Regions from separate parts of the Mus musculus genome. Here all the other regions are linked to region 3. A link is a loop called in an ENCODE intact Hi-C map of the cell type or tissue named here. Cell type or tissue: left cerebral cortex. All regions are shown on one strand. Each heading gives the region's core, and the rest is flanking DNA. Links, peaks and the distances in the headings are about the cores only.

Region 1 (10,092 bases), core at 1,284-9,283, 86 kb before region 3:
GTGCTCTGGAAGCATTCTATGTGCCTGGTGAGTTGTCTTCAGTGGGAACCTGCAGAAGTGAAAGGCCTCGCTCTCCACCTTCTCTGAAGTCCCATCTCCAGTGGCTCAAGCTGCCATTCCAACAGCCTTCCACAATTTCTCATCGGCCATCTGCCCACTCTAGAGACAGTATTTGCTTCCCCAGCCAGTGCCATTTCAAAGGCTGCTGCCTGCTTCCTCCTCTGTCTCCAAAGAAGACATGACTACCCATCACCTATGCACCCTCATGTCCACACGGCACCTTCCTTAAGAGGTTCAGCCGTGCTTGGGAGGCGTTACTCAGAATGGGAAATTTCTTAAAAGTGTCTCTGAAAAATTCTTTAACTACTCCTTATGATAAGAAAAGGGGGATGGAACCCACCTTCAACAGTCACTGCCCTTCAGGGGCTTCTCATTTCTAGACTCTGCCTCTCTTCTGACTCTATGCAACCCCCAATTGTCCTTTTTCACACCATCCACCTGGAACAGCTCTGTCAGCAGGGCCACAACCACTTTCCCTCTCTAGTTAATGCTCTCTGAAACAAGCACGGTCCTTCTACTCCCTAGAACTGCAGAAATCAGGCAACAGGTTAGGGTTTTTTCTACACAGTGTATCCTGCCACTGATGAAAGGCTTACAGTGAGTCCAGTGGAGCTACGGGAGCTGCAGCCCTGCAGCTTCTCCAAATACTGTGGGTGCAGGATAAGGAGGAGGCTGCCAGCCAGGGCTGGAGCCCCAAGGACCAGGCATTTCCTGCTTGCACAGTCCAGTATCCTCACAATGGTGCAGCTACACAGATTTTCAGAGCTTCTATTATGAGAACACAAGCAAGCAGGTTGCACAGCCTGCCCTGGGACACTGGCATCCATCCTGTGCTGTGAAGAGCTGATCCTTGCATGGAGATAAAGATGCTTTACCCAGAGCACAGACATGGGCAGCTCTGCAGTAGTCACTGCTGCTCTTTGGAACAATCACAGTGTAAATCTGCAGTGTGCCTCCTTCTGAACCGCAGCACGAGAAAAAAAATCAATTCAAGCATTTCCCCAACTGCAGCGCTGGAGCAAGCCAGCCCTGGCCACAACTTAAGGCTCATGGAAAATATAAAATAGGCCTTCTGAGGGGCACAGGAGGAAAAGAAGAACCTGCTAGAACTGTGTAACTCGTAGCTCCTGCAAATAGTATTTCAAAGAACTAAATGAGGCCGGGGACACTTGTGAAATCGCTGGTAGGAAAAAACTTCAACCAGAGCCAAGCAAGAACGCAACCTGAGTGCAGAATAAATGCACAGGGTGCACTGACGAGAGAAAGAGCAGTACTTCGGAGGGAGGTTGAAAAGCAGCTAAACACACTGAATCCAATAAAGCAGCCCTAGAAGTGCGTGAGACTTCATAATATGGAAATGAGGTAATAACCATCAGACACAGAGACGACTCCCAGGCTCAATCAAGGAACGAACGTAGCACAGTTTCGAAGTTTTTGGCTCTGGTTTATAATGTCACTCAGTCACTTCCCAAACCAAGTCTCTCCTATGAAGAGGGCTATGACAATTTTCTTCCACCATGGGAGCAGCCAGGGGAAGGCTGGGAAGGGGCCTGCACACACAGAGGGCACACAGCCAGGACTCCACCTCAATAGAGTTCTCTGTACCCTTGGTCAAGTGACTCAGCCGACTCGGCCGGGACTCTGGGAAACAGGGTGTCTTCTACAGCTCACAGCTGACAGGCTGCTGTCACATATATACACAGGCCTGGTTCTGCTTGGCGTCACTTTGTTAATACTCTGCTCATTAATTTAACAAACTATCAGGAGGCTCCGCTTGGAATGGGCAAGCATTATCTCTCAAGTTTCATTTAATTAAACTCTGCTATTGCAATATGACATTCAGCACATCGCAGGGGGAATTATTTTAAGGACGAAGGTAAAAAGTATTTCAAAGGCCTCACTTAAACATGAAAGCATAATCTAAAATTGCCGGAGCACACACTATAATTTTTCTATAATATTGAAGATGTTCTTTCTGGACTTGGTAATTAATTGGATTCCATGGAGAAATTATTCTATCCTCCTTGATAGCAAATGATACACCCAGGCAGGGGAGGCAAGGCAAAGGACAGCCATCAGCAACCACCCTGCTGCCCAGATGAGAAGCTGCAGCTGACCCAGGAGGGAGGCTGGCTGCCAAGAGCACTGCATCTCCTTCCCCACTGAGTCCTGACTGGAGCACAGGCTGGATGGGCAGAACAGCAGCTTCTCCTGCTAAGGACGCACTTGGCTGAGAGCTAGCAGACCCAGGTACCACTGGCCAGATGAGAACAGGATGGTGGCGTCTGGCAGGGCTGGGGAGCAAGGCTGCCTCCCTAACCTCCCGCTAGAACTCTCCCTGCCCCAGGGAAGGCTGTGCTGGACACTGACTTACCATCAATCCGGCTCACAAGCTCTTCCAGCATCTTCACTTTCATCTGAATCCCAGGTTGGGCAAAGGTGTAGTTGTCCTAAGGGGGAAAAATTACAGCATATATTAAATGCACACAGGATAAAGCAACTTTGAGACCTTAAATTCAGGTACCCAGAACCCACATAAAAGCCAAGTCGCTGTGGAAGCCACCTGTAATCCCAGCACTTGGGAGAAGGAGACAGGGCATCCCCAGATCAGGCTGGCTGGCTGGACTAGCCACAGCTAGTGAGCTCTGGGTTCAACCAAGAGACTGTATCTCCAAGTAAAGTGGAGTGTGACTGAGGAAGGCAAGCAATGTCAACTCCAGGCCCACACAAATACCACTGTACACATACTCACACATGGGTGAACATACATAAAGACATACCACACATGAGCACCACCCGCTCCGGTAACCCAGATCCTCCAAAGAGGAAAAAGCGGTGAAAAGAGTTTATAATGCAAAACCATTTTATAAACAAACCAACTACACACTGCTAGGTTGCCTCACGAGAAACAGGTCCAGGGCCACACTCTGCATAACACCAACAGAGCACAGCACCACCAGGTCTCACTCCCATCTGATGTCAGAGGATGCACACAGCTCCCAGGAACGCTTCATGGAACATTTCTATTTGTTAATGTTGGATATTTACATTTAAATTGAACAAACCAGCACCCATGCGTCTGGCTCATTGAGCAGAACCACTGGCTGGAATGACCACCTCAATGGGCACCTGGACAGCCAGCACCCGGCCCACCAGGGAGCCAATGAGAAACGGCAAATGTGCTGACAGCGCAGCACTCAAGTGCTAAGAATGCAGCCACTGTATGAGAAGTGGCATGCGACTCTTCTCAGTGATGCGGGTGAGGCTCATATGGACTGGAGGCAGGGGTTGGGGGCAGATTTGGGGAGGGAGCCTTTGTGAAAGGGACTTGGAATAGAAGCATAGCTAATATTTAGCTACATGTGACATCTACAGTGTGTGCTCTCTCTGGGCACGGGTCCCATCATCTATTAGATGAGACTCAGCACCCCGCATTGTTGGACGGTTCTGAGCCTCAGACATTACAGAAGCCAGCAGAGGGGAAGGCTTTCAGACATGACATAGCATGGCAAATGGCAGCCCGCAAACCTCAGAGCACTCAGAAGTAGCATGGAGCACGGGCGAGAGAGCAGGGAAGAATGCCTACTCCCTCTCAGCCCACGGGGAGCACGTTCTGCAGCTTCACAGATGGTGGGGCACCCAGGTGGCCTGCACCCAAGGGCAGCAAGTGTCTGCAGTCAGCAGGCAACATAGCAGAGTGAGAAGCATCAGCCCTCCGTCCCCTTCAGAGCCTGCCAATAGCATGGAGCCTCAGCACCTGATCCTGAATGGGGAGCCTTCCAGGAAGACAGAAAGAATTAAGGACAGACGCTGGCTGGCAGAAGTTCTTAATGCCACTGTGGCTCAGTACTAACAAAGCCTACAAGCTATAGAGGTGTCTATCTACAACAGGAAGAGTAAGGCATGCTGGGACATCTCTCCCAGACAAAACTGCAGTGAGAGCCTCTAGACTTCCAGTTCACTCATATGCAAGGGTTAGAACAAGAAGAACTGTGTCTACCAACCTCGTGAGGGCTAGGCCAGGCCAGGCCTTCCAGAGACATAAGACAGCAACAAAGACAGGATCTGGGAACATGGTGGGAACTGCCCTGGGCCTTAGGATGGCCTCCTACCCAGATTTGGAAGGCCAGATCTCTGACAGGCTCATGCACTCTCGTGAAAGTCAGCTCTCCGGAGGAGCAACTATTGGGCTCAGTCTCATAGTCAAAACTTGAGGTCCCGAGGAACTGTACGAATCCCAGAGGGCCAAGCATCCTGCTAGCTGCGATGAAGCAGAAGCCAGAATCAGGACTAACTGGGTTCTAACATACCTAACCTTAAAAGCCATAGAAAATTTGGTTCTAGCCTACAGCTCTTCAGAGAGTCATCAATCGTCTTTGGATCTGAGCTTGCCAAGTATAACTTGGGAGACTTAATTTCTCCGAGGAGGTTAGCAGGAGGTTACTGCTCCAGTCTGTGGGTGCATATTTGGGTGGAGGAATTTATGAACAGTCTGAACTAGATAGAGATGAGAGAGACTAGCTAAGGGTGGTTTGCAGCCTCTGGGTCAGGAAGGCCCTACTGACCACTTACTATATTCTAGTCTGATACACCTCCCTGAGGTTGACAAGCCTCCTTACACAGCTAACTGGGGCTGTGATGGCTACCCCAATTACAGCTGAAGAAATCAGGGTGACACATCTTCTAACCTCCCCACACTTTACATGGTGAGAGCTTCACCCCCACCCACGAGACTAATCAGTGCTCTATGGGAGGACAGAGGCCCTATGGGCTCTTCTTGCCCAGCCCCAGCCTACCAACACTGGCTAGAGACAGTGTGGATTTAGCCAGTTATTTGGCTTCCACACTAGAAACCATTTCAAGCCCACTCACTGTGCAGCAAGAACGACAGCTCTCCTTTGCTTCCATCTGCCACTGTTTTGTTTTACTTCTCAGTTTGTTCAGAGCTCAGAAAGGGAAGCTGGCTTTTTAGAATCCAAACACTGAGGCAAGAATGATACCATTCTATAAGAGGAAAAGGGGAAGTGGGGGTCCTGCTTTGAAAGAACCTTCAAGGCCTTGGCACTCTGGCAAAGGCAGAAGACAAAACCAGCAGCAAAACCAGCAGCGTTCTCACTGGCCCAGCACTGGGCTGCCAGCCTACGCCAACAAAGACAGACAGACCAGGCCAGGGCGCACCTTTAGGGCCACTCTGTTGAATTAATTCTCATATATTCATATTCATTCTCTCTCTCTCGCTCTCGCTCTCTCTCTCTCTCGCTCTCTCTCTCTCTCTCTCTCTCTGACTTGACCTGACACGACACGACACGGGAAATGCCACACTTAGCAGTTACCTGCTGTGCTAATCTGGGGACAAAACATGTATTATATAGACACAGCACAGCACAGAAGGGAAGAGCATGGTGAATGCTGGTCCTGGGATACAGGACAGGGCCTGGCTGGGAGCAGCACAGTGAGGATGTGAGACCTGGGCTGCAGTAAAGCAGAGAGGTCCCAGGGTCCCTAGGGAGCATGGCATATTCAGGAAAGGGGGAGTGTGGGGCAAGACAAGAGCTGGGAGGAGGCCATTCTGAAGGAGTTACAAGCAGGAGGTGAGAAAGAACCATAGCTGCCCAATGATGTCAGCAGGGGGAAAGGGCAGCTGTCCACTGTTGCAGCTACAAGATTCAAATTGTGGAAGGATCCTGATTGTGCCGTGTAGAAATAACAGAGCGGGACTACAGAGGGTGAGGGCTATCAGCTACGAGACAAGAGCCATAATGGAGACAAAATGATGACAGAGCTTCCCACCGAGGACACAGTCAACCCAAACTGTCCCAAATGCTTCCCACTGACCTGGTCTGACTGGGTTTTTGAACTTGAATGCAGGATTTTACATTTATTCCTATTAGCGTGCTCACTTGATTGGTTCTGGGCTGGTATTCCAGGCAGCTGAACTCATTGTGAATCGTGATTATGTCATCCATCACATTAGCTGTCCCTCCAAGCTTAGAAGCACTGGTTAAAGCGATACCCTGAATGTCTCCATTACAGCCTCTGAGAAGAGGTGGGAAGGACGAAGACAAGGACAGGCTTGTGGCAAGCCTCTCAGAGTGCAGTCAGCACAGACCAGCCGCTGAAAACACATGGCGCCTTGCCTAACTCTGTGTTTCCCATCTGCTAGCTCAACTTCCTCCTGCTTCTCACCTATGAAAGACGGGCAGCATATCCCTCACAAGGGTGCAGGGTGAGCAACTGCATCTACTGGAGCCTACCACAGCACCTACCCCAAGTGCATTCCCAACCTTCCTGTCCCCAGCTTTGCTGATTACAGATCATTGTCCAACACTGAGAGGTCCTGACAGACACAGCAGGACAGCAGCCTCCTTGTGTAAGCCACTGTAGGAACATGCCCTGGGCTCATTTGTAGCCACGGGGCAAGCAGCATCTCAGAGTTATAACACTGTGGGCAGGATCCAGTAAGACAGTGCAGAGTGGTCAGGCCAGAGCTACTGCTGGATAGAGGACAGACAGACATGGACCAGAGATGAAGTAACAGGGTGAGCAAAGCCAGGCTGGGAAGGCCACCCTGCCAACCATGTGGCATCCTGGCAAAAACAAAACCATGGGGACCAGGTTCCATCAGAAGGCGAGGTGGATGAACAGGTGGCACACGGACGCTTACTGAGGACTAATGGACAGCACATGTTGTTAGGCATCTGCCAGACCCATAGTTTACAATGTTAATTAAACTATGAGTTTCAGTTGGTCATGACTCATTGACAGTGCCCTGTCAGTCACAAGTGTGTTACGTTAATGCAGGTGTTCTTCAGAACAGGGGAAGTGTGGCTGTGGGGGAGGGAGGGAGGGATGACATGGGAACGCTCCAGGGTTATGGTTTATCTGAAGTTGCTCTGAAACAGCCACTAACGTTTGAAAAGGAAGCAAAAAATAAGATTTTGTTACTAGATGTCAGGCAGTGGTGGCACACACCTTTAATCCCAATACTTGGGAGGCAGAAACAGGTAGATCTCTGAGTTCAAGGCCAGCTTGGTCTACACAGAGAGTTCCAGGGCAGGTAGAGCTATATAGTGAGACCCTGCCTGGAAGGAAGGAAGGAAGGAAGGAAGGGAGGGAGGGAGGGAGGGAGGGAGGGAGGGAGGGAGGGAAAGGGGAAGGAAAGGAGGCAAGAAGATGAGCACTTTCAATAATACATACACAGTCAGGAGGGAGAGGAGAGAAGAGGCCCAAATAAAGGAGATGCAAGTGTTTGGTGCCATCAGACAAGAGGGAGTCATGATGGGACCTTGACAAGAAGCAAGTGGCATCATAACAGGAGAGCATCTGTGACATACCAATCTGCCAAAACAGTACAGTGGCCCTCGAATGCACAGCTAACACTAAGAATGGAGTTATATGGTGAAGTCTGGCAAAGCCACAGAAGAACGAGACACACCTACTAGAGCTGGAAGTCTCAATGTCCTCAGCAACCCAGGGAAGGAAGGCAGACAGCACCAGGAGGACAGCAGACTAGGGCAGGACATCCAGCAGTGTGACCTGGCAATGACACTAACCTCGCCCACATAGAGGAACACACATTCTCTGTACTTGGAGTGTGAACCTGAACTTCCAGAACTTCAGAGAAGAGCAGCTCTCACCCCTCATCAAAGAAGCTTCTCTCAGCAGACAGAAACCATTTAAAAAGCTACAACCAGCTAAAATGTCCAAAACGACTGATTGTGGCGAGCCCAGTCCCAACGATACATCTTCTACACAACTCTACACCAGAGGCTCAGGGAACACTGCTGGAGAGGGTGTTGAAAGATTGCAAGAGCCAGAGCCCCAGGAAAGACTTACACAGCATTGTGTCTTCTACATGACAGTGAAGCTACCCCTGTGACATCCTAACATTATGGCTCCCTAAACAAGGCCCAAACAGTGACAACATCGGGTGACTTGCCAGTGTGGATGAGGGAAATCCTATGTGGCCCCACCCCTAGATAAACAGCACCAGGCAATTAAAAACTGCTTAGAGGGGGCAAATTAGCCTTCCCCAAAGATCAGCACCCTGACTGGCTAACCAATCCCAAGTGGTCAGCCCTAAAAGCATATGCACAGAAGCAACACTGAATGGACTCACACTCAAGCACACATGCACACACGCACACACACACACATACACCAATAATAAACAAAGAATAAAAGGCCATAAATTTGCAAAGGACTTATGGGGTAACATGTGAAGGGGTTAAGGGAGAAGGGGAAAATTATGTAGATAGATAGATAGATAGATATGCATATATATGTGCATATATATATATATATATATGGAGAGAGAGAGAGAGAGAGAGAGAGAGAGAGAGAAAGAGAGAGAGAGAGAGAGAGAGAGAGAGAGAGAGAATTTCCAGAAATCAATCAGCCGCTTGGCTGGTCCACTTTCAAGGTCCCTGGAGTGAGTCTGGAAGAGCTGCAGGCAGAAATGAGCAGACACCACAGAGCCTGGTGCGCCTGCTGCTCTAGCTACCCCTCCTCCCAGCTAGTGCTGCTCTCTGTGAAGCAGCTCCCCACACTAGAAGCATGGAGTCGAGAATTCCTGACAGCCAAACTCTGGGGTGAATAAGGCCTGGGCACTCACTGGTGACCAGGCCTGAATAAGCAGATGAACTTAACTTGGGCAGACCTGAACCCTGGGCAGGAGATCTTGTCTATAGAAAATAGACAGAGTGAGCTGAGTGTGGATGCATTCGTCACTCTCTGCTTTCTAACTGTGAATGAGATGTGACCTGCCAGCTCCTGCTCCTGCAGCCAGGATGTCCCCACCATGATCTGACTGCGAACCAGAACGAGCCCTTCTTCCTTCATGCTGCTTTTATTGGGGCATTTCATCACAGCAATGGAAAAAGAAACTACCACATCTGTGGCCTCTAGAAGAGAGACATAAGGTATCCTGTGAGTTGGTGAAGGATTTTTTAGTCATGACACAGAAGATAATACACAGCCCAAAATGATTCTATCAAAACTAAGACTTTTCTGGTCATTAGAAGGCACTATCTGAGCTGGTGACATGGCTCAGTGGGTAAGAGCACTGACTTCTTTTCCAAAGGTACTGAGTTCAAATCCCAGCAACCACATGGTGGATCACAGCCATCCATAATGAGATCTGATGCCCTCTTCTGGTGTGTTTGAAGACAGCTATGGTGAACTTATAATAATAAATAAATCTTTGGGCCGGAGCAAGTGGGGTTGGCCAGAGCAAGCAGAGGTCCTAAATTCAATTCCCAACAATCACATGAAGGCTCACAACCATCTGTACAACTACAGTGTGTACTCATATACATAAAATAAATAAATCTTTAAAACAAAAAAAGAAGGCACTGTCTGAAAAAGAAGCTGATATGCCATAATGGGGAGAGAGCATCTCCAGATATATGTCTTGACAAAGGATTACTATGAAGCATAAGTGAAGGGCACAGAGGAAGTACGATGTGACAGAAATAGCATTGTAGGTTAGACAGGCAGAATTAACAAGCATAGCTGGTGAGGACCCTGGTATGGTACACCCAATTCTGTGAGCCCCGTTCAGTTTTGTGAAGAGAAGTTTGGCCTTCTGAAAAACGTGGCCCTCCTTCCACACTGAGACTAGAAGGACTCAAGAAAAGTGAATATGTCAGAAGGGATGCGCTAAGCATTCACAGAAATTTCAGAGCACCCTGGCTGCTCTCAGCAGGAGATCAGCTGACTGACGTATTCAGGCAATGGCGAGTCAGGTGACTTAAAGGAATACCCTCGCGTTCAGGCAAAAACGTGGATTTTTATGTTTTTTTTCAAGACTGTTTTAAATTATTAGTTTTTATTTCATTTGTAACTTGCTTACTATTCACTCATAGTGAATCTCAGTAGCGCAGTTACGGAATGATTTTGTCCATTTAATACACCTCCATTTTATTGACCAAGACTCTCAAATCACATTTCTTCAGGACACAGAGCCAGGCTCAGCAGGGACCCCACTGAGGTCCATGTTTCCGTCTGTGAGCTGGCACGTGGTCCATCCAC
Region 2 (10,092 bases), core at 1,314-9,313, 67 kb before region 3:
CATGAAATCTATTCTTTCAATGAGTAGAAGCAAGACCTTTGCCACACCTACATACTGCAAACACATGTGCAAGTCTGTGGAAAGAGCTTGTGAAATCACCACCATAAACTCCAAGGCATTTTCCTTACCTGGGTAAGAATCCCTGTATCCTATGAGAGTCACCCCCTTCCCACCCTCTTCCCAGTTCCTGGCAGCATCCACCAACTCCTGTCTGTATCCGTGCCTATTCTGGATGCCTCCCAGGGAGGAGCCCAGGCCTTGTGGCCTTCAGGGTGCGTGTGTGCTAGAGACTGAGCAGGGCTTGTTCTCTGTAAGCTGGCAAACAGCGGATTGCCTAGATTACGGGGGAAGGACATAGCAGGTGCTGGGCTGATACATTTTATGGGACCTATCACTACAGACATAGCCCCGTGCAGAGAGCTAGACAGGATAGACAACGACCCCTGCACCACCACCACCCCAGGAGGCTAATTCATTAAAGGAAAACATATGTTCAGGGACCAGAACAGCCAGGTGTCAGATAGCCAGCCCCTGTGTGAAGGATACTGTCACTCATGTCACACTGGACCCAAAGTATTCACAACCCTAAGAGACACAATTGCTCATCAACTTTCCCCCCTCCCCTTGGATACAGGTCAGACTTATAGGCATGGCTGTGGTACCTCATCTGACCCTCCTGAATTGTCTTGTGACAGCCATACACTCCTGCAGCTCTGTCCCCTACTGCCTGCAGGGATGCAAGAATCCTCTCCTGATAGTCCTCAGAGGCCCACTCCCGGAAAATGTCTGATCTCAGAAAGGCGGCATTTGATCTGAGCACACCCTTTAGTGAATACACTGTTCAGTGACTCTGTGAGAAAGGTGCTCTCTCCCTGCTTGCTCCCTTAGGTTGCAGCGGCAGAAGTTATCACCTCTCTCAGGTGACAGATGCAATAGAGAGAACACCTCAGCCTGCTTCACATCCAGTCCAGCCCAGTGCCCGCTTTCCACTGACTGAAATGGGAAGATCAAGAATGCATATGTGGGTGTGAACTGTCTCCTCCTGCTCCCTGGGGAAAACTCTTTAGCAGAATTGATTCCCATCCTGTGAGTCTAAGAGCAAGTCTGACTTTATTTTCCAGTCTCAGGGCATCGAATCAACAACCGCATTCAGAGGACAGCTTCTGAGATGTTTTCCATTGGCATACCCTTTTTCAAGGGCCTTCCAAGCACAGAGACATTTCCTCAAGCAGAATCAAAGGTAAACACCAAGAAAGGCCCTCTCAGACCTCTGGTTCACAGAAGCAGCTGAGCTAGCACAGCCTGGGCCTGCATAACACAGGCACTGTGTGGGGCAAGCAGAAGTCTCAATATTTCTTAGTCTGTTTAGCCAGCCTATTATTTTATCCAAGGAAATGTCAGCAGCCTATTCTGGGTGTCATTTCTCACAGCAGGTCATTTGTTACTCTTCAGTGTAACGAAGTAATGGCATTTAACTCCAAGAAGCCCTCTGCCAATTCGTCTTCTAAACGCCAAGAGGATCATGCTTGGCCTCACTGTTAGAATGGAATAAATATCCTAGTCCTTACAGCAGCCACATACACTGTGGATAGGCAAGGATAGAGACCTAGGGCCTTCTCTGTAGAAGGGTCTGGGGTAGAAAGGAAGAAAGAGTCTCATGCATAGCAGGAAAGACAATGCTGCTGGAGCCATCTCAACAGCTCATCTTTCCCCAGGGCTGCTAAGGACAGCATGACTGGGACATGTACAGGCCCTGTGGTCAGAACCAAGTGAAGATTGCTACTGTGTTCAATGGACAAGGCCAGTGCTATAAGGAGGGGACAGCACTGGGGGAAGTCCTAGTCATCCCAAAAGTCTGCACTGATGTGAGTGTAGACAGAAAGCTGCAGGGGACAGAAAGTAGGTGCTAAGTGGTGGGTGGGCAGATAGAAGAAACAATCTAAATGACTTAGACAGGAGGCAGGCACAGGTATTTAATTGTTTTGCAATGTAAAAAGGCTATGTTAGGATAGCAAAGAATGAAAATGTCTGCCCATCTTCCCACACCCAGAAACAAAGAGGAGCAGGAGGTGAAACAGGCTCAAAATGGAGACCAGTGCAGTGACAGTGAGGAGGGCTGCCTGCCCTAGGACATCTGCCACCTTCTTCTTTTTTTTTTTTTGCCTGTTTTATTTTTCTTTTTTTTTTTAATTAGGTATTTTCCTCGTTTACATTTTCAATGCTATTCCCAAAGGTCCCCCATACCCACCCCCCCAATCCCCTACCCTCCCACTCCCCCTTTTTGGCCCTGGCGTTCCCCTGTACTGGGGCATATAAAGTTTGCAAGTCCAATGGGCCTCTCTTTGCAGTGATGGCTGACTAGGCCATCTTTTGATACATATGCAGCTAGAGACAAGAGCTCCGGGGTACTGGTTAGTTCATATTGTTGTTCCACCTATAGGGTTGCAGTTCCCTTTAGCTCCTTGGGTAATTTCTCTAGCTCCTCCATTGGGGGCCGTGTGACCCATCCAATAGCTGACTGTGATCATCCACTTCTGTGTTTGCTAGGCCCCAGCATAGTCTCACAAGAGACAGCTATATCAGGGTCCTTTCAGCAAATGCTTGCTAGTGTATGCAATGGTGTCAGCATTTGGAAGCTGATTATGGGATGGATCCCTGCATATGGCAATCACTAGACGGTCCATCCTTTCGTCACAGCTCCAAATTTTGTCTCTGTAACTCCTTCCATGGGCGTTTTGTTCCCATTTCTAAGAAAGGGTAAAGTGTCCACACTTTGGTCTTCATTCTTCTTGAATTTCATGCATTTGGCAAGTAATTGGCAGGATCAACATCTGCCACCTTCTAACCACTGAGTCTTTGTTCTGTTTGCATACACTCAACCACCTAGGGAAAAAGCGCCAATGAGAGAGCACAGTGGCAGCCTCAGGACAAGGTCTAGGAAGCTTCAGGGCCTGGTGTGAGTCCTGGGCACTCCCTCCACATTTCCCCTGCCTCTCTGATACACTGCAGCCTCTGGCTGGGGGACAGAGTGGAGGAGCTCCTATAAGAGCTAACTGTATGGATTTAGGAAGTAGGACTTAGTGAGTAGAAACTGTCAGTAAAGCATTCAGCGCATGGGCTGTCACTCAAGCAAAGGACTGAACTGATGTCATGACATCACCCCAACTTAAGGACTCCCGGCTGGGGAGGCCTCCAGGGATGGCATCAGGATTTGAAATGGCCAAGGTACCTGAGCACTTGAATTTTACCTTCTAATATGAGGCAGTGAGTGGAGCTGGGATCTCTTTCATATCAATTCACATAACAGAGGGTGGCGCCTGGAAAGGAGGAAAATGACTCCAGTTTATATGTCTCCCCTCCTACCAAAGGATCCTTCGACACTGGTACAGATGTCTAGTATGCCAGGCTGTAGAGTAAAGAGCCAGCACCTGGCAGAGAGCAAGCTCCTGGTGGTAGGAAGGAGGGAGAGGCTGTTGTCATGACGACACTAATCACCTATGCTGCACAAACCCTGCAATAAACCTCTTCACATAATTAGGAGCTTAACTGGTAATCAAAAATATTCTGTTCTTTATAAGCAAGCTGGAATTGCTCTATGGATCTAATCTTCACATTTCCCAACTTGGGAGTTTTAAATTTGAAACCCTGACACTTTGGTGATAGAGATTGTACCACTTAATTACGCAGATTTGGGCTCTGTTGTGGAGAAAGGGTCCTGCTTTGGTGAGGGTAGCACCACAACGCCAGACTATAAATTCACAAAACTCTGGTTCAGCAAAAACAACTAACACTGTGATCAAATTGGTTTTGCAGTGGGAATGTTTAATTCTAATATAAATAACGTTCAATTCAAGGTTATAGAAGACACCACAGTCACCGTTCCCTCTCTACTCCACTGCTGAAAACTTCAGCCACCACCTGTGGGGCCACAGCACAAACCTACGATTGGAGGGAGGGGTGTGAACAGACAAGAACCACAAGATAAGGGTGAGATGGGTTAGCCTGAGCATATTTACGACCCAGGAGCTGTTCAGTGGCCTGGGAGACAGTCCCAGCTGAAGAGCACCGGCGGCTGCTTCTCACAGCAACAGTTAGCTCCCTATCCCCCGCCCTCCATAGCCCTGACCAACCTCACAGAACCCGCAGTCAGGAAAGCAAGACTCCGGAAGAAGGTGGGCCTGTGCTGCAGGATGCTGTGCTGCAGGATGCTGGTGGGGAGACAAGCACAGAAAGAAAGGCACTCCCTGGGCCTGCGATGTCACTTTCTGTTCTTTCACAACATAGCAATCTTACCGCGCCTGGGCTCTTGGCTTCACAACACCACTGTGAGTAGGCATTCTTGTTCATAGAAAAATTACTCGCTGAAGCAGTAACTGGTTCTATCTCAAGCTTGAAGCACTAACAAGAAACTGGGGTGGGAAGGGAGAGGGTGAGACAAGAGCATCTTTTTAATGTCTGAAAAAGGAAACTGCTCCTTCACTGCCCTCTGGACTCAGTGGTTTTTGGCTGCTCATTTGTAGGGATATTTGCCAATTAAAAAAAAAGGGGGGGGGGGGTGGGGAAGCAAATGAGACAGAGATGGAAGTGGAGGGGTGTCTGTCCAGTGTAGATGGCTGCCCATACTAAGTTCACAGTGGTATGAAGGAAGGTGACGTTGAGACGGGTGAGACTCATAGAGCCTGGACACAGCTCTGGGCTGACCCATATAAATCCCTATCATCACAGAGACTGAAAGTTGAGAGCCAACCCAACTGAAGGTTGCCATAGGACAGGACAGAGAAAGATGCAGAGACTCTGAGGTAGACAAGGGCTATTGGGTAATGCCTACAGCAGCACAAATGAGTATGGTCCACTATAGTCAGCAATTGCACAGGGGACAAGTCAATCCCACAGTCACAGTCCCCACCGCAAAGGACAGAATGTAGCTTGCAGAGGCCCCACACAGCACATGCCACAAGCTCAATCTCCCATCTATGCTTCCTGGTACTGACCCTGAACCCGGAAGGGTACCCCAAAGCCTGTGTCTCTCAGGCCTACAACGGTGCTAGCACAGAGCAGATGTTCATTAATGCAGGACGAGGGAGTAAACAGACTTCCTTCAAAGAGTCTGTGGTCTAGGAGGAATGACTAATTACAACCATAATGAGAAAAACTACTCCTTGAGGAATGAGAAGTAGGCGCCAGCCCAGTTTCTCAGCTACAGAAAACATTCAGGCTATTACTGAGCTGACGGCTGTGCATCGGAACTCTCATTTGAGTATGCCAATGACAGTGCAAGCAACACTACAGTAAAAGGGAAGTCACTCAAATCGAAGGAAGCAAGTATGCCCCCTTAACTCGCCCTTGCCACCCCCTCAAGAAGACTCGGTTCTCTCAGAAGGTGGAGAACAAGTTGGCTATTTTGAAAGCCTCAAAAAAACTACAGCTGTGAAAAAAAAAAAAAAAGCTGAGTTTGCCTTTGAAAATTATAGGCGCAGTTTCTCAGGAAAGCAGGGTGCTCATATGTCCCTGGGGGATCCTAACTGTCTCAACCCCAACCCTGCTCTCCCTGACACGGGACAGCAGGGAATCCAGGGTCCTTATGGGTCATTAAGCCACAAGATGAGCACCTGAGACAGGCTCAGCCCTCCAGCACCTCAAGGATGTCTGCCTGAGTGTGGTATTAACAGATTTGGGTCCCTTTCTTATTCCTTAATGAGGAAAGGCATCTTGGACTTTCAGCTAAGACCTTCTTTCTGACTCTGTATTCCAATTAGGAGACTACACAGACAGACACCCACTTCTCAGCAGTGGGGACCTATGGAAATGAACTTGCTAAGGATACAAACATCATAAATCAATCTACTAAAGTGATTCATCTCTATCTAATTAGTCAAAAGTAACCGAGGGTCTTCATATCAACCAACAAAGCAGCCCTGATTCAAATTGTGCATAAAAGCAGCAGAGAGAATAAAGGACCAAAATAAGACCAGCAACCCAGCCTGCTCACCCTGAATCCTTGGTCAGTCAGCCCCACAAAGATGGTTTCATTCACCCCACACCAGGGGGTCTTTCACTGGGACAAAATTCACCTCCGTGGGTTGTTTAGGGCCCACTCTTGTCACAAACATGAATGCAGTGCAGGCTCTGGGAAAGCTGTGTGGCTTAAGCACGTGCCCTGGGGGGCAGGTCAGGAAGGCAGCAGAAAAGCAGGGCTACTGTATCCTGTAAAAACTCTTAAGTGCTTGTAAGAGGGAAAGTCCAACAAATTTATGACAGGCCAACGGCTCATAACAATAATCTACAAAGAGTTATTTCTCAGTAAGAAACACATGGCAGTAGGCCACCTGAGAATAAAGAAAACACCCTCAAACAGCTTTGTAGGAAAGAAGCCAGCTAAAGCCATGAAGTAAAACTAACTGATCCCCAACACATACGACTCACCCACACTGGGAGGTTCATTTCAGTTAAAAATGGTGCCTGCCCAATCCAAGGAATAAGAAGCAGACTTTTAGAACCTACAGGGCCAGCTCCAAACATAGTACTCAGCCCTAAGAGGATCAGGAAGACTTTGTGGGGAGGGGTTAACAAAATGCACCGAGACCCCTGGGAGACTCTCAGAGCACAGTGTGGCAGGAAGAGTCAAAGGTCCATCCGCCATGGTTAGGAAATCAAGGCAGCAGAAGCCTGAGGCAGCCGGCCACAGGGCATCCACAGTCAGAAGACAGCAGGGAATGCATGCTGGTTCTCAGCTCCCTTTCAGCAGTCTTCCCTGTCCAGAGAACAGGGTCAGCCTCAATGGGCAGGTCTTCCTCAACTAACATAATCCAGATAAAGCTGGCTCTCATGGCACTCCCAGGTGATTCTAGAGTCTGTGAATTGACAATTAACACTGCCCATCACAAATACTAACACACAAGAGTTCTGCAGGGCAGGTTCAAGTTCTCCGCGGAGTAAAACAACTGGGCACTTTTTTTCAAAATCAGCGTAGAAGAAATCTGAGTCACTCAAAGTGCTACCTGCAAGAGGAAGTCAGCCACACCCTGTCACTGAAAATATGGGCACTGCAGAAGCTGCTGCACAGTCTTCCGGGAAGCTGATCCCAGTGGCTCAGCCACATCCCTTCTTGTGGGGGCAGACGTCAAATCACATGACTTATGGTTTATTTTATTTTCTGTGTGTAGAGTGCCTGTGTGCCTATATGCTCTGAAAGAGTGCTTGGTGCCCTCAGAGGCCAGAGAGGGTATTAGATCCCCTGCACTGGAGCTACACACAGTTACAAGCTGCCATGTGGGTATTGGCAACCAAACCCAAGTTCTCTACAGTAACAACAAATGCTTTAAACTACTGAACCATCTCTCTGCCTCACATCCTCCTACCATAAGGAATGTGGCACACGGATGCCAGAAGGATTACCTAAAGCAATCAAGGCAGCCGCCTCAACTTCAGGGAGAAGGTGGAAGAGCAGGCCATGCTGGGGCCCCTGACACAGGCTGGCTAGAGGCAGGCTCAGAGTTACAGGCTGCCAGCAGGGACTGACACTGGCTATCTTGAAGACTGCTCCTCAACCTGACCCTTTCCCTTTGTCCCTTTACATTGGTAGGTGAAATATCAGCATTAGTAAGGCGGGATCTACATGTTTGTATTTCCCACTGCCAGAGGCTCTCCCTGGCCAGTTCCTATAGACATCTGCATCTGGCTCTCCTTTCACAGCAAGCACTGGTCTAGCTCAGCACCTCAAAAGGGCTCAGGAACGCTGCATCAGCACACAAGTGAAAAGCTGTTCCATTAACTTTCTCTGCAGAGCAACCCATCACAGTCCACAGTCACAATACTACCTAACATGCAACCTCCACAAATCACCTGTTAGTTAGAAGGACACTGGTGGCCATGCATGGAGGTGCACACCTGAAATCCTAGTACTTGAGGCTGAGGTAGGCAGATCAAGACCTTGAGAGCATCCTGGCCTACAGAGTGAATCTAGTCTGGCTTAGGCTATATGGAGAGGCATTATTTTTTAAAAAGAGGGTGGGGGAGGAGATGGAGATAGGGAAGAATTAATGTCATTTATCCTGCCTCCCTACTCTAAAGACTCAGACTGAATCCTTAGCACTTGGCCTTGGAAGGCCTACTGTCAAAACCTGGTGCCTCAATTTTCTGGGGTAAGCACAAGGCCACTAAGAGAAGAGCTATGAAAAATGTGGTCTCTATCAACCAAATTACATAGAGAAGCTTTCTTCTCCCTCATTTGTGTTAAATGCACAAAATGCAGAATTTGGGGTGTGGGCCTAGAAAGCCTCAAGCCACACAGAAATTAGGGTACATTACTGAGACAGGAGCCTGGCTCCTAAGGTCTCTGTGCTTGTTGTAGGTGTGTATCAACTCTAAGGATGGGTCAATCAATGCGATATGAGAGATACAGAAGCCTGAGTATAAAGGCAGACAGACAGACATACCTCATCATTTAAGCTGCAGGGGTTTTAGTGGGTGAGTGTGAGAAGGAGCCTCAGTGTCAACCCACAGCCAGAATGCACAGTGAATGTACGGCACAATTTTAAAAGGAACTTGGAAACATTCTTGACATTCATTTGTCACGTTCCATGACATTTTCAGTGGAGTTTCAAAACCTAGATTGTCATAAATTAGTATAATGAATATCGATGTTTATTCAAAAGCAGTTAAGAAATTAGGATCAACACTAAAGCTACATGAGATAAAAAGGTTAACTATCAGAATGAATGCAAGTTATCTAAAAACCAAGGGCAAAGACCTGAACACCCTTGACCCCAACCTCCAAATCTAAGGGCTCCTGGCCCATTGACTTCAGAGTACCATGCAGCAATCAAATTATTTAACTCCAGAGCAATTGGGTTTCACATATGGAGTGTTCTACCTGAAACATCTGTGGAAACACTGTTAACCCTAAGTACTGACATCTAGGCCTCTAGCCCCAGCATCTCAGATAAGTGTGTCCAGCTTATGCCTGTATTTTCTAGCAGGGTTGTATGAAAGGTTCTTTATGACAGGAAGCCTGGCCAAAGGCTTTCGTTTCTCATCTTTAAGAAAATTCATTCTCTTAAAAGTTGCCTGGGAGTCTTGTTCTGTGCTGTGTTCAGGTGGTGTTGACAAGCTAAATGGCCTAGACTTGTCCACTGTATGTCAATTTGAGGGCCTTTGAGTCGAGCATCAAAAGGATGCAAAGGATAACGCAATTTCTAAATTGGGTCTGACACCGTGACTCACACTAAGGTTTGACAGCAGTACACATCATGTTGGTGCCAGGTTTCAAACAGACTCAGAGGCTCCTCTGTTGGAGGCTGGAAGAGAAACTCGGTAAATTGGAAGGACAGCTTGGACGTGTGGCCTTGCCTTGATTCATCATTAGCGGGCAGTCCCTCTGTGAGATTCTCCATCCTCCAAGGGCCTAAACAAAAACAAGCCTGAGTCTTTGACACAATCCCCCACTTCCAAGGAATCAGAACCATATTTTGGGCAGAAGTCAACAGGATCCTGCTGATGAAAATGGAGGCAGCTTTCAGGGATACCCAGGGAGGGAATGCTGGAAGGGCCAAGTGAAACAGGTCAGCTCAAAGGGCTGAGGAGCCAGACAGCATCAAAGGAAGCAGATACATGAGCTAACAGGATCAGTGCCTTCCAGAGAAGCAGTCCAGGCTGACACTCAAAGGGATAATGAATACAAACTATGTCAATGAAAAAACTTCTGCTTCCAAGAATGAACTGGCTGCACCAGACTGCTGGGAAAGGGGTACCAGACTCCTTCCTGGTTCCTTGCCTGCTTTGAGCAAAGGACTGTCAGTCAAGCAGCTGGACAGACTACCACTGCACCAGCACCAACCATTGTAAACACACGAGGAACACCTTTGAGCAACTACACAACAACTGCAGCTGTTTGTTGCTGAAGCACAGCCAAATGTTTCAACAGCTTACACCATATTCCCTGTCTGTCAGGGAATCAAACCTCTTTTCTCTATATATGCACCTGCTGTTGAGGAGCTAGAATGTGCTTTTAGTTGTAAGTATTCATATCTCCTACTTTGTAACACCAACACCTATATCTCAAGCAATTTTTGAGACATGTATTTTCCCCACCAA
Region 3 (10,092 bases), core at 1,085-9,084:
AGGGAAAGGATGGAAGGAGAAGGAAGGAAGGAAGGAAGGAAGGAAGGAAGGAAGGAAGGAAGGAAGGAAGGAAGGAAGGAAGGAAACAAAGGCAGTTAACCTGAATAAGAGGAGAAAGAGGGAGGACAGAGAAAAGGAAGGCCTGCGGCCACCTGCCAACACAACTGATATGCAATGTCCCTGCAGCTTCACACATTGCCGCTGTGATAGCTGATGAGCTTTAGAAAATGACTAGACAGACACTGCCCTAGTCAGTTGATCACTCTACTAAAAGAGTCATCACACGCATACTGGAGAGTGTAAACACACGCCTGGCTCCGGCTGACTCCACTCTGCTTCCCTCAGCCTCTGCCACAGGCTTCAACTGCCATATTGTTCTCAGAGCTCAATGCAACATGAACACAAATAAATATGTCCCTCAAGAGTGTCTGTCCCTGTGGTGGGAAGTCTAACATGATGAGCACTGCCGTGTCACTTCCCAGTGATGACATGCCACCTTGCAAGGCAGTTCCCATCCCTACTTTACAGATGAGGAGAGGCTGACTCTCAGCCCAAGGCCAAGCCCTCTACACTGCACTGGCCTTGTTTCAGATGGAACGAGTCAGCAGCGAGGCAGAGGTCCTCTCCAGAAGGGTATCAATGGGCAGAGCCTAAGAGCTGAAAAATGTCCACACCGAATGGAGAGGTTTTGAAAGAAAAATCATGACTCTCACCTTAGTAAGTGTGCTGTGAGGGTAGAAGAGAGTGGAACCATCGCTGGAACATTCAGGGGGAGGGGACACCCGGAAGACATGTCACAGATGTCTAGAGAGAAAGCTTTTCAAGATGTGCTGAATGGGGAGAGAAGCTCAGAGGCAGAGAGACTGAGAAGTACCCAGTGAGCAGACAGGGAGCTAGCTGGCCAGTTCTGGCCTGAGAGCCATCCATCGCCAGTGAGAACTCGCTCATGTCTGCTGGAATCCATGGCCACGATTGGGAGCAGTTTCTTTTTATCTGAATCAGGAAACTGAACTGACTTCTTGGCTCCAGCTCATCTCTCAAGAACATCTGGGCAAACCCAAGGTCTTTGAATACCTTCAAATTTTCTGTTTCTGCAAAGTGAGAATAAAAGCCAGATTCCCAGAAAGTGGCACAGCGTATCACTGAAGACAGCTACAACCCTAGGAGCTCAGGTGGGGTAAAAAGATAGAGGTCCTGCTCCAATCTAGCCAGCCTCATGAGGTAGAGCTGGCCTCAGGCAAGGCACCCTTATCTCTCCGCCACCCTCCTCTCCTTGGGCAGCAAGAGATGCCAGACCACACAGCATCCACAGCATCTCTGCAAAGAGCCAAGCACTCAGTGTACAGGAAACACATCTGATACTGACTTTGCCCTTGGCTTGTGGGGAGGGCACTTCAGCATCCCTGGAGCCCCACATGGTGAGACAAGGCATCCTTTAGAAAGAAGCCCATCCAAGCGCGTACTTCCAACACTGAATATGCAAAATGAAGGCCTCTGGGAAGTCCCTGTTGGTTTGCTAACACTGTTCTCTTTCGAGTACCCATTTCTATAATTTGACATCCAGGCAGGAAAAGTATGCGCTCCACAAAGGCCAGAAATCAGCAGCTGCTCTATGCTAAGCAATGCCCTCCTTCTGCCTGGCCCCTTCGCTACCCAATCAATAGCCACAAACTCAGCCATCTGAATCTACATTTCTGATTCCTCCTCAGAGCATATCTCATCCCCTCTGTGGTGAACTGTGGACTTCTGGTCACTGTTCTAATTCAACATCGAGGGCCACAGGGGAAAGCTCAACAGACTCGCATTTTGCCTCATGGGCAGAGAGGACAGGTTAGGTTTCGCCCTCCAAAGGAGGAGAACCCATGCTGGCTCTGTACTCAGCCCAAGCCAACCATCTTCACATTGTGATGGGGTCTCTGCTGGGGTAACAGAAGGGACTCCAGGACAAGCACAGGGACACATAAGAGGCCATAGAGATAGCCAGCCCAGGTTTGAACCAGTAAGGTAGCATCAGGTAGCAACACACTGAAACTATCTTTAATCTTCCCACCTAGGGCTTACCATCTAATACCATCCCTCACATGCAAGAAACCAAAACCTCCCTGAGGGATAGGACATGGCCAATGACAAGTGCCAAAAGGCACATAATTTAAACTCTTTTATTGCCACACAATTTACATAACACAGAAATTCGAAACAGATAATCACAGCTGCTCTATGTCCAAGAATACAGTGGTCCTGGAGGAGTATGTAAGCTGGATCACATGACCAATGCTCGTCTGTTTTCTCTGCTACTGCCCACTGCCCAGCCTCTCTCAACAGCCATTCCAGGCTGGGAGAAAGGCCTGATGGACACGTGAGCTGGCCTAGCTGTTCCCTAATAAAGATCTCAGGGACTGTGCACTAGTCAACACCAGGCTGGTGAAGGCCAAGGGTGTGCTGGAAGTGCCCCAGAGGGGAATGGGATCAGAGGCCACAGACCCTGACATGACCAACGGTTCAGAAAGGAAGGGACCAGACACTGTTACCAGAGACTAACACACACCAGGAGAAATGCTATAAGAACTCAAAACTGCTCATCCCTGTAACCCAAAGTGTATGTGAACACTTACAGCAACATGTCATACTGCAGTCAAAACTGTAAGCATATTTATGACTGTTTACAACAGAAATAGTCCACAATAAAAAGTAATATAGAGAACCAGCATAAACATCATCTTACAGCGCTAGCTACAGCAACCGAAAGGCCCTGTCATGGAGAAAGAAGTGATAAATATCTAGCAAAGAACCCAACTTGGCTTTGCTGTCTGCAGTGCTGGCAGAGAGTCTGCAAAGCAGTGGTTAGTTACCCTGGCCCCAGGTCACCCCGCAGCTCTGAGGACCCCATGGCCTGTTCTCAAGTAGCTGTCTCAATGAGGCATTACTTAAAATTCACATGCAGCCTGCTTTTAAAACCACTGCAGTTAATCACAGGCCAATTTATGGGCCTAGAATGAACCCCAGCTAGCTACACAAGCACGGTCTCTCCACAGCAGCAGCCCTGTGGTTCTCAGGGTCCCTGATGGAAAGCTGCCAACTTGAGATTTACACGGCAGGGGCCTAGGCAGACCCTAACTCCATGAGGATACTCAAGAGCTCCTGTCAAGTCTCTCCTCCACGCTGTCTGAAGGAGTGAAAATATCAGAGGCCCTGAATACCGAGGAAATGTATCAAGCCACTCCTAATGAGCAAAGCCCTCCGTGACAAAGCCATCCCTCAAATAACAAACAAGCTCTCACCCCACTCTGAAACAAGACTGCCACCCAGGAAGAAGGCCCGCCAGTGAGGAGGTGGCCGGGGAAGTTCTCATTTGGTATTTCTTATACAGACACCCACACTTGTGAGCACACGTGTTCTCGCTCTCACTCTCATTCTGGCTCTCTCACTTGCTCTCAGTCTGTAAACTGTTTCCCAAGGTCCCTCAGAACTGGACCTTAACATGCTTTTTAGATGTTTTGTTTATAAATGTCAACTTGGAATTGAAACTTGAAATGCCTGAAATGCTATTTTCTCTCTCGGGAATGAGGGGGCGCACTTGTCTCCAGTGAATCACAGTGCCTGGTAGGCTCAAAACCAAGTTGAATATGTGCACCTTATCATAAGAAACTCCAAAGTCCTGACTCAGGAGACACTGAACCACAGGTATCACCAGCAAATCTGGCAAGGACAACCTGAGAGCAAAAGGATGGAGGGAGGGAGGGAGGGAGGGAGGTTGGGAGGGAGGGAGGGAGGGAGGGAGGGAGGACAAGGAGGAGGAGGGGGAGGAGGAGGAGGAGGAGGAGACGCCACGGCCACAAGAAGGAAAAGAAGACACAAGACAGACCTAGCCAGTCCACACCCGAGACCCATGATGAGTCATGAGCATGGGATCCTGGAGCAGGACTGTGGGACGGAGGAACCATGGAACAGGACACCCCAGCACAAGTCACCCTGACTCCTGGGCTCCTAAGCAACATCTCTTCTTCAAACTAAGTCTTCAGAACACATGGCATGTCCCTAGGCCACGAGGCCACTCAAGCCACGATTAGATTCCTTCCGAATGGTTTCTGTCAACCTGAGACCTCAGCCCAAGTTCCAGTCAGCCCAAGACCACACGAGTCCCTGACTGTGAGGAAGGCACAGGCCTGACCTGCTGTGTCCCCACAGTCTCTGCTCAGAAAGGCCTGTCTGAGGGGCTCCTGGCAGCACCATGTTCTGAAAATAGAAGGAGACGTAGAGGTTTTTTTAATGCATACTGAAGTACAGGGAAGCAAGATGACATGATGTCTGGGATTTTCTTTGAAATACTCCAGCAAAGGAAAAGAGGGACAGATGAGCCGACCGTGGCCACAACTGACAGTCGCTGAATGTCGGGGACTGGCGTCCTGGCTTCATTGCATGTTCTCTTGACCTTTGTGTGTGGTTGAAATTTTTCATAACGCAGGTCTTTTTTTTTTTTTTAAGTCGAGAGAGAAGGTAAAGGAGGCACAGGCCTTCTGACAATGACTGATGACGCTCTCGTTCTGGAAAACTCCTGCTTCCTGAGCAGCAGAGCCTCCCCCTTCTGGTGAGGAGCTGCCTCCCTCTCACACCCAGGCACCCCAGGATCATCCACATTTCTTAGTGTGCCCATTCAAAGATCTAATGTCCTGATAAGGAGGCTGTCACCAGCCCAATGATATGCACACGTGGGATGGATGGCCCTGCTAACAAGGAGCCACATTCAAGGCGTCCTCCCCACTGAACATCAGAGCAGTGACTGCCGTTCACCTTGGCATCTGACAGCGTTGCTTACCTGTGGCATATGTGTGCTGCTGGCAAACACATAAGGGAAAAGGAAAGAGCAAGGTGCCCAGCCGCAGACCCTCAGTGGCAAACTCTGCAGGGTTGGCCTGGCAACAGCACTAATGGCAACATGACGCGCTTCTTGTCCCAGCCAGATGAATGTCTAAGCAGCCTCTCGTGCTTTAAACACAGAATGTTCCCCCTGAGCCAACACCCCCAGCCCACCCACAGGCCCGGCACTGCCAGTTCCCGGCTGGCTGCTGCAAGCAGGAACTGCGGCAAGACACTAGGTCATTCCGAAGCCGCCTTGCGCCACTTCCTTCCTGGGAGCCGGAGCCCCAGCTTGAGGACAGCGACCCACTCCGAGGTCCCCAGCCTGCAGCCTCCACGCGATCATCACTCTATCACTTTCAAATAAGAGCCTAATATTTTGAGCATAATGATTTTAAGGAGCTCAACAATTTCTTTGCATGCATTATTCATTTGTGACACAAAACTGTTATTTCACTGAGATTACTGTAAATCGCTACATGAAGAGCTGGCTTGCATGAACAATTAAATGATAGATATGATAAACTAGATTTATAAGCTTTATGTTCCTATAACATAAATTCCCTGAATGATTTAACTCGGCAGAGCCAGAAAATCCCTTCCAGATGCCAAGTCTATGGATCTGCAGCTCCCCCACCAGCATTTCCCAAAAACTTACTCAAGGCTGAAAGGAAAACATTTAATAAAAGGTTTAATGTCACTATGGTAACCAGAGCAACTTGTTTCAAAAATGAATAATAGCCCTGTTAGGTGCTTCATTAAAATTTTCCCAACCAAATACTGCCCTTAATCTTCTCAATGGAACAAAAGGCTTATTCAGAATACATGTACACGACTGAGACTCAGGCAGACACAAGCCTGCGCCTGAGCGCAGACATCCGTCAGTCGGCAACACAAAGATGGGATCCAATCAGCTGAGATGAGAGAAAGTTGGGTATTTATCCGGAAACAATTGATTAAAACCCTCAGTATCCCACTGTTTGGGTCTTTTCTTCACTAATCAGAAAATTAAGGGCGGTCCTACTCTCAGCAGTGTCCCTCTCCTGACACAGGTAACTACTGCCTGCAGACAGCACAGAAACCGAAGACTACAGAGTCCTAGACACCAGGGCCCCTGGGCTGCCGGCCCAGCAGAGCTGTCTTCTCCAGAGTTCTAGAGCAGAAGCAACAAGAACTTAAGACCTGGCCACTGGTGACCCCTGGATAAGGCTATGACCATGTCTAACCCAACATGCTCCGCTGCTGTCCACTCCAGGGTCAGTTAAGAGCCACAAGCTCACAGTGCTTCCCAGCCCACAGTTCAACATGCGGTTCCACCCATCAACTGCTGTAGTGCCCAAAGGGATGCTGAGACTGTCATACGCACGCATGGGTCCAGCTACAGATCCTATAGGGGCCCAGATGGAAGATCCGACTCAGGCCAACCCTGTTCAGGAATTACCTAGCAGCCTTGGCCTGTGCATCCCATCTGAGCTGTACTGCTGGTCTGTCTATTCCACTCATCACTCTCCCAGTTCTCATACCCAACCACCTTTGAAATGTGCCCATCTGAAGCCTGAGCCCATGGCTGTTACATGGTACAGAGGAGGTGTTTATGAAGCCCTGAGGGTGGATACACCAAGATGAAGGGGCCACGCAGACTCTCAGCAGTCACCTCACTAGAGCTGTTCATGCAAACCTCTCCAAACCAGAGAGACAGGGAAAGGCAGCAGCACATGGACGACGACGACTCATGGCCTGCAGGCAGTTAAGTACGGTAAGAACAGCAGGGAGGTGCAGAAATGATTCTCAGTGGACTCTGCCCAGAGGACCAGAAGGATTGAGTAAGAGTCCAGTCCCCACACCCACCACACCCTGCCCTCAAATCTGCACCACAGTGAGGCCAGCCCACCCAGCCCAAGACTGTCCTCTTCTGCGAGTGACAGGTCAAAGAGAGACTGTGGAATCATGTCTTGCTGAACGCCACCTGCATCCAGCCTGAGATTTCTTAACACCCTTGCCCCACCACAGTAGGGAACTGGCATCTGTTATGGGATGAATTGAAAGCAGCTGCCCTTACAGATCATGTGAGAAGGTAGGGTGTTGTTCGCGGCTGCCTGTCAGTGTCTGTTCGCAGGTGAATTAGCTCCACAGATGCAGCTCACTTTCATTAATAGAAGAGAAACTTGACCTTTGTCATCCCAGAGAAGCAGGAGGTAACACAGCTCTGTTTGCCTGATGCCCTCAAAACAGATAATGGATCCAACAACCCTCCTCAGAGAGCATCCCAAAAGTCCCTAGGAGCTAAACACAGAACAAAGGGATCCCTAAGGCAGCTTGTTTCACCGAAGGCATCCTGGTCTACACTGGACTCCTGTGTGGCGATAACAAACGCAGGCTTAGTAACTGCAGAGGGCGGGCGAGCTCATAAGCATCTTCACAGTGACACTGTGAAACACACGGCGGGGGACACAGCACAGGGGCAGAACATTCGCCTAACATGCACATGGCCCACAACTCACAGCCCCATGCTTCAGAAAGAGGGGAAGAAGGCCAACGGTGTCTCCATCACTCAACACCCAGGCTAAGCTGCCTAGAAAACACAATGAGGCAGCCACATTGTGCCTACTCACGCTGTAGACCAGGCAAGCCTCTAACCACCTTCCATGTGTTAGGTGTAAAAGTGGGCACCGCCATGCCTGGCTCCATTCTCACTACTAAGATTTCATACAATGATACTAAACCACTGCATACACTGAGCACAGCAGCGTGTAAGTGCTACCCTGAGGACTTTCTGGAGTCAGGGGCTGCTAGTAACCCAACCAGTCAGGTATCTCACCAGCATGTCATATACTGACTGCTCAGAGCATGACCAACCAAGGACATTGCTCCTACCTAACACACTGCCTGTTCCCAATTCAACCAGCCAGCAGGTAGCACCACCATCTCATATAGCAGCTGTTCCCAGCACAGCTCACCAAGGTTATCACCGCTATCTAACACACTACCTACCCTAACTTATCCAACCAGCTGTGTTACCATTATTCCCATCTGACAGGAGAGGATGGTAAGGCACAGAGAAGCTGGTGTTCTTAGCTCATTCTAGTGAGAAATAACAGAATGTGCTGGACCCCGTGGCCACCACACCACAGTAGACGATGTCCTACACAAAGAAGCTAAAACCTAGAAAGCTTAAGAACTGGCTCAAAGGTGAAGGACTGGGCTGAGAGAAGTGTTTGGACATAACAATTCCCCTGAGTGTGTGGGACAGAGTACATCCCAGCCAAGTGCCTTGGTTTGCAGAGAGTAGCCTAGGAACTAAAGCCATGCCACGGTCTAGTAGAATCAGGACCCAAGTCCCGCTATTCTTTCCTCTGCTTTCCTGTTAGCACACAGGCTTCCTTCATGCTGCACAGCCTCTGTGCACTTCCCCACAACCATGCCTGTCAGGACACTCACCCCTCCTTTCCATGCCAGTCTACCAAGGCTACTCACTGGATTCTGTTTGCCTAGTCTGTATGCTGCAAAAGAGCTCTCTAGCACTTGCAGAAGGGACACTGGCTAGGCTCAATACGTTTGCGAGGTAAACTCATCAAGTGAGTATTGTGCTGGAGATTGAGCGTTTCATGTGTAATGTTTACTTTCTCCAGAAACTCTGTATCTAGCCAACAGCATGTACACTGCAGTTGGGGTAAATTAACATACACATCTCGCTTTGAAATGCATCCCCAAATTGACGGAGGGCTAGCTAGAGATGGGCAGATGGGGATAGACGTGTAGCACTCAATTTGGCTGCTTCCTTTCTGGTTAGAGGCCCTGGGTTTGGCTGGGGCTGCTGCTTTTCTCCTTTACCCTCTCTCTGTCCTGGCTAGTGTTCCCACTGCTGTGCTAACAGTAGTGGTGAATCCTTGTACTGTTCTTGACTTTAGAGGAAAGGCTTTCACTGTCTCATCATCAGGCTCGGGGCGAACAGTGGTCTTGTCCTGCACGGCCCTTGCTGTGTATGCGTCTCTTCTTCTTAACTTTTTACTGATTCTTTGTGAGTTTCACATCATACAGGCCAGTCCCATTCATCTCCTTTCGCCCTTACAACCAACCTCCCAAAATAAACCACACACACACATACAGCATAGAAAACATCTCACAGTGGAAGCCTTGGTATGTCACAGTGTGCCCCACAGTATATCACTCTGTCCAAAGTCAGAGAGGAAGGGGCTGGGTCCCATAGTTCCTTCCAGCTCCTTTAGGCTCCGCAGTCACTCTACACCACAAGAGAACTCCCATGACTCTGTGATAGCCTTCCTCTTTGCTCACTCTGCTGACTCAAGGTGAACTCCCTGGAGCTTCTGTCCTAAAAGCAGGCCACATGATGAGCGTCCTCCGCTTTCCATTCTCTGGGAAAATCCCAGTCTCACCTCCATCTCTGAAAGACGGGTTGGCCAGCATGGGGTATCCTGGGCTAGCCGGTTTGTTTTTCATATATTTTGAAATTTTTCATATATTTTCGGACTCAGGTCACAATTTTTGTTGAGAACCTTCTGGTAAGTCTTATAAAGCTCTCTTGTAGAGGACAAGTTGCTTTTTTGCTTCTGCTTTCAAAATTCTCTCTGGATATCAATGATGTGAGGCTCAGCGGACTTGAGTTTTGGTGTCTCCCCTCAGCCAGGGAGATTCCAGTGAACATCTCTTTACAGCGCGCTGGGCCTCTGTGGCTTTTCTCCTATCGGTTCACTGTCAGGCCCAGGGAGCCCCAGTGCGGACTTCACTCTTACCATTCCTACTCTCCTGCTGGGTAACTGCACACAGCCTGTTTGAGCTTCCTTCTGCTTGGAAGAGCCTAGTGCTGAAGCTCCTGACGCACTTCCTAGTTCAGTCATATTGCTTAGCTACAGCTCTCGAGTTTGTTTCTGTCTGTTGTTAAACGGCTCACTTTGTTCGCCCCTGTTTTCTGTTTTCTTGCGTCGACTATAAAGTCTTATTCACTGGTCCCTAAGCTTCTATAGCACAGTGACTGGACCCTTCCTGTAGGCCTCCATTGCTGTGGGATGTGTGACTAGAACACTCGTGTGCTTCATACATGTCTCTGTTCTCCTTGCAGTCTTAGGTAGCCATGTTTATGTACTTTCACTGAGTAGCTTCAGAGAAAGCTCTTCTTGGGGTTTCCTAGTTGGCCTTCCATTACTGTGGCAAAAAAACGCTCTAATCAAAACCAACTTGGGAGACACATGATTATTCGGCTTGCATGTCCCAGTCACAGTG

Evidence for each region. Hi-C counts contacts between places; a loop is a spot of excess contacts. Peaks named below come from ENCODE experiments on the same cell type or tissue, not always from the same donor. Only the 100,000 strongest peaks of a DNase experiment are listed, where the experiment ranks them.
Region 1: it touches region 3 in a loop (3-fold over the local background); 3 of 42 quality-filtered maps call a loop at or near these places.
Region 2: a loop joins it to region 3, with 2.0 times the contacts of the local background. A loop is called at or near these places in 2 of 42 quality-filtered maps.

The regions. Positions count from the first base shown.
Region 1 is chr15:86,359,023-86,369,114 of GRCm38, reverse strand. It overlaps Tbc1d22a (TBC1 domain family, member 22a), which reads right to left. Exons shown (of 13, transcript NM_145476.2): 10 at 2,435-2,510. Among named protein-coding and RNA genes, the nearest start is that of Tbc1d22a, 150 kb to the right of the region's middle. In left cerebral cortex, for the core only: no CTCF peak of the experiment used is centred there; DNase peaks (open chromatin) are centred at 4,059, 4,974, 5,706 and 6,182; H3K27ac peaks cover 2,279 bases.
Region 2 is chr15:86,340,161-86,350,252 of GRCm38, reverse strand. All of the region lies in intron 8 of Tbc1d22a (TBC1 domain family, member 22a), which reads right to left. Among named protein-coding and RNA genes, the nearest start is that of Tbc1d22a, 130 kb to the right of the region's middle. In left cerebral cortex, for the core only: no CTCF peak of the experiment used is centred there; DNase peaks (open chromatin) are centred at 4,288, 5,229, 6,407 and 7,273; H3K27ac peaks cover 193 bases.
Region 3 is chr15:86,272,546-86,282,637 of GRCm38, reverse strand. The region is part of intron 4 of Tbc1d22a (TBC1 domain family, member 22a); the gene reads right to left. Among named protein-coding and RNA genes, the nearest start is that of Tbc1d22a, 63 kb to the right of the region's middle. In left cerebral cortex, for the core only: CTCF peaks have their summits at 4,580 (motif pointing left) and 5,507; DNase peaks (open chromatin) are centred at 4,620, 4,985, 5,477, 5,692 and 2 more places; H3K4me3 peaks cover 260 bases; H3K27ac peaks cover 2,843 bases.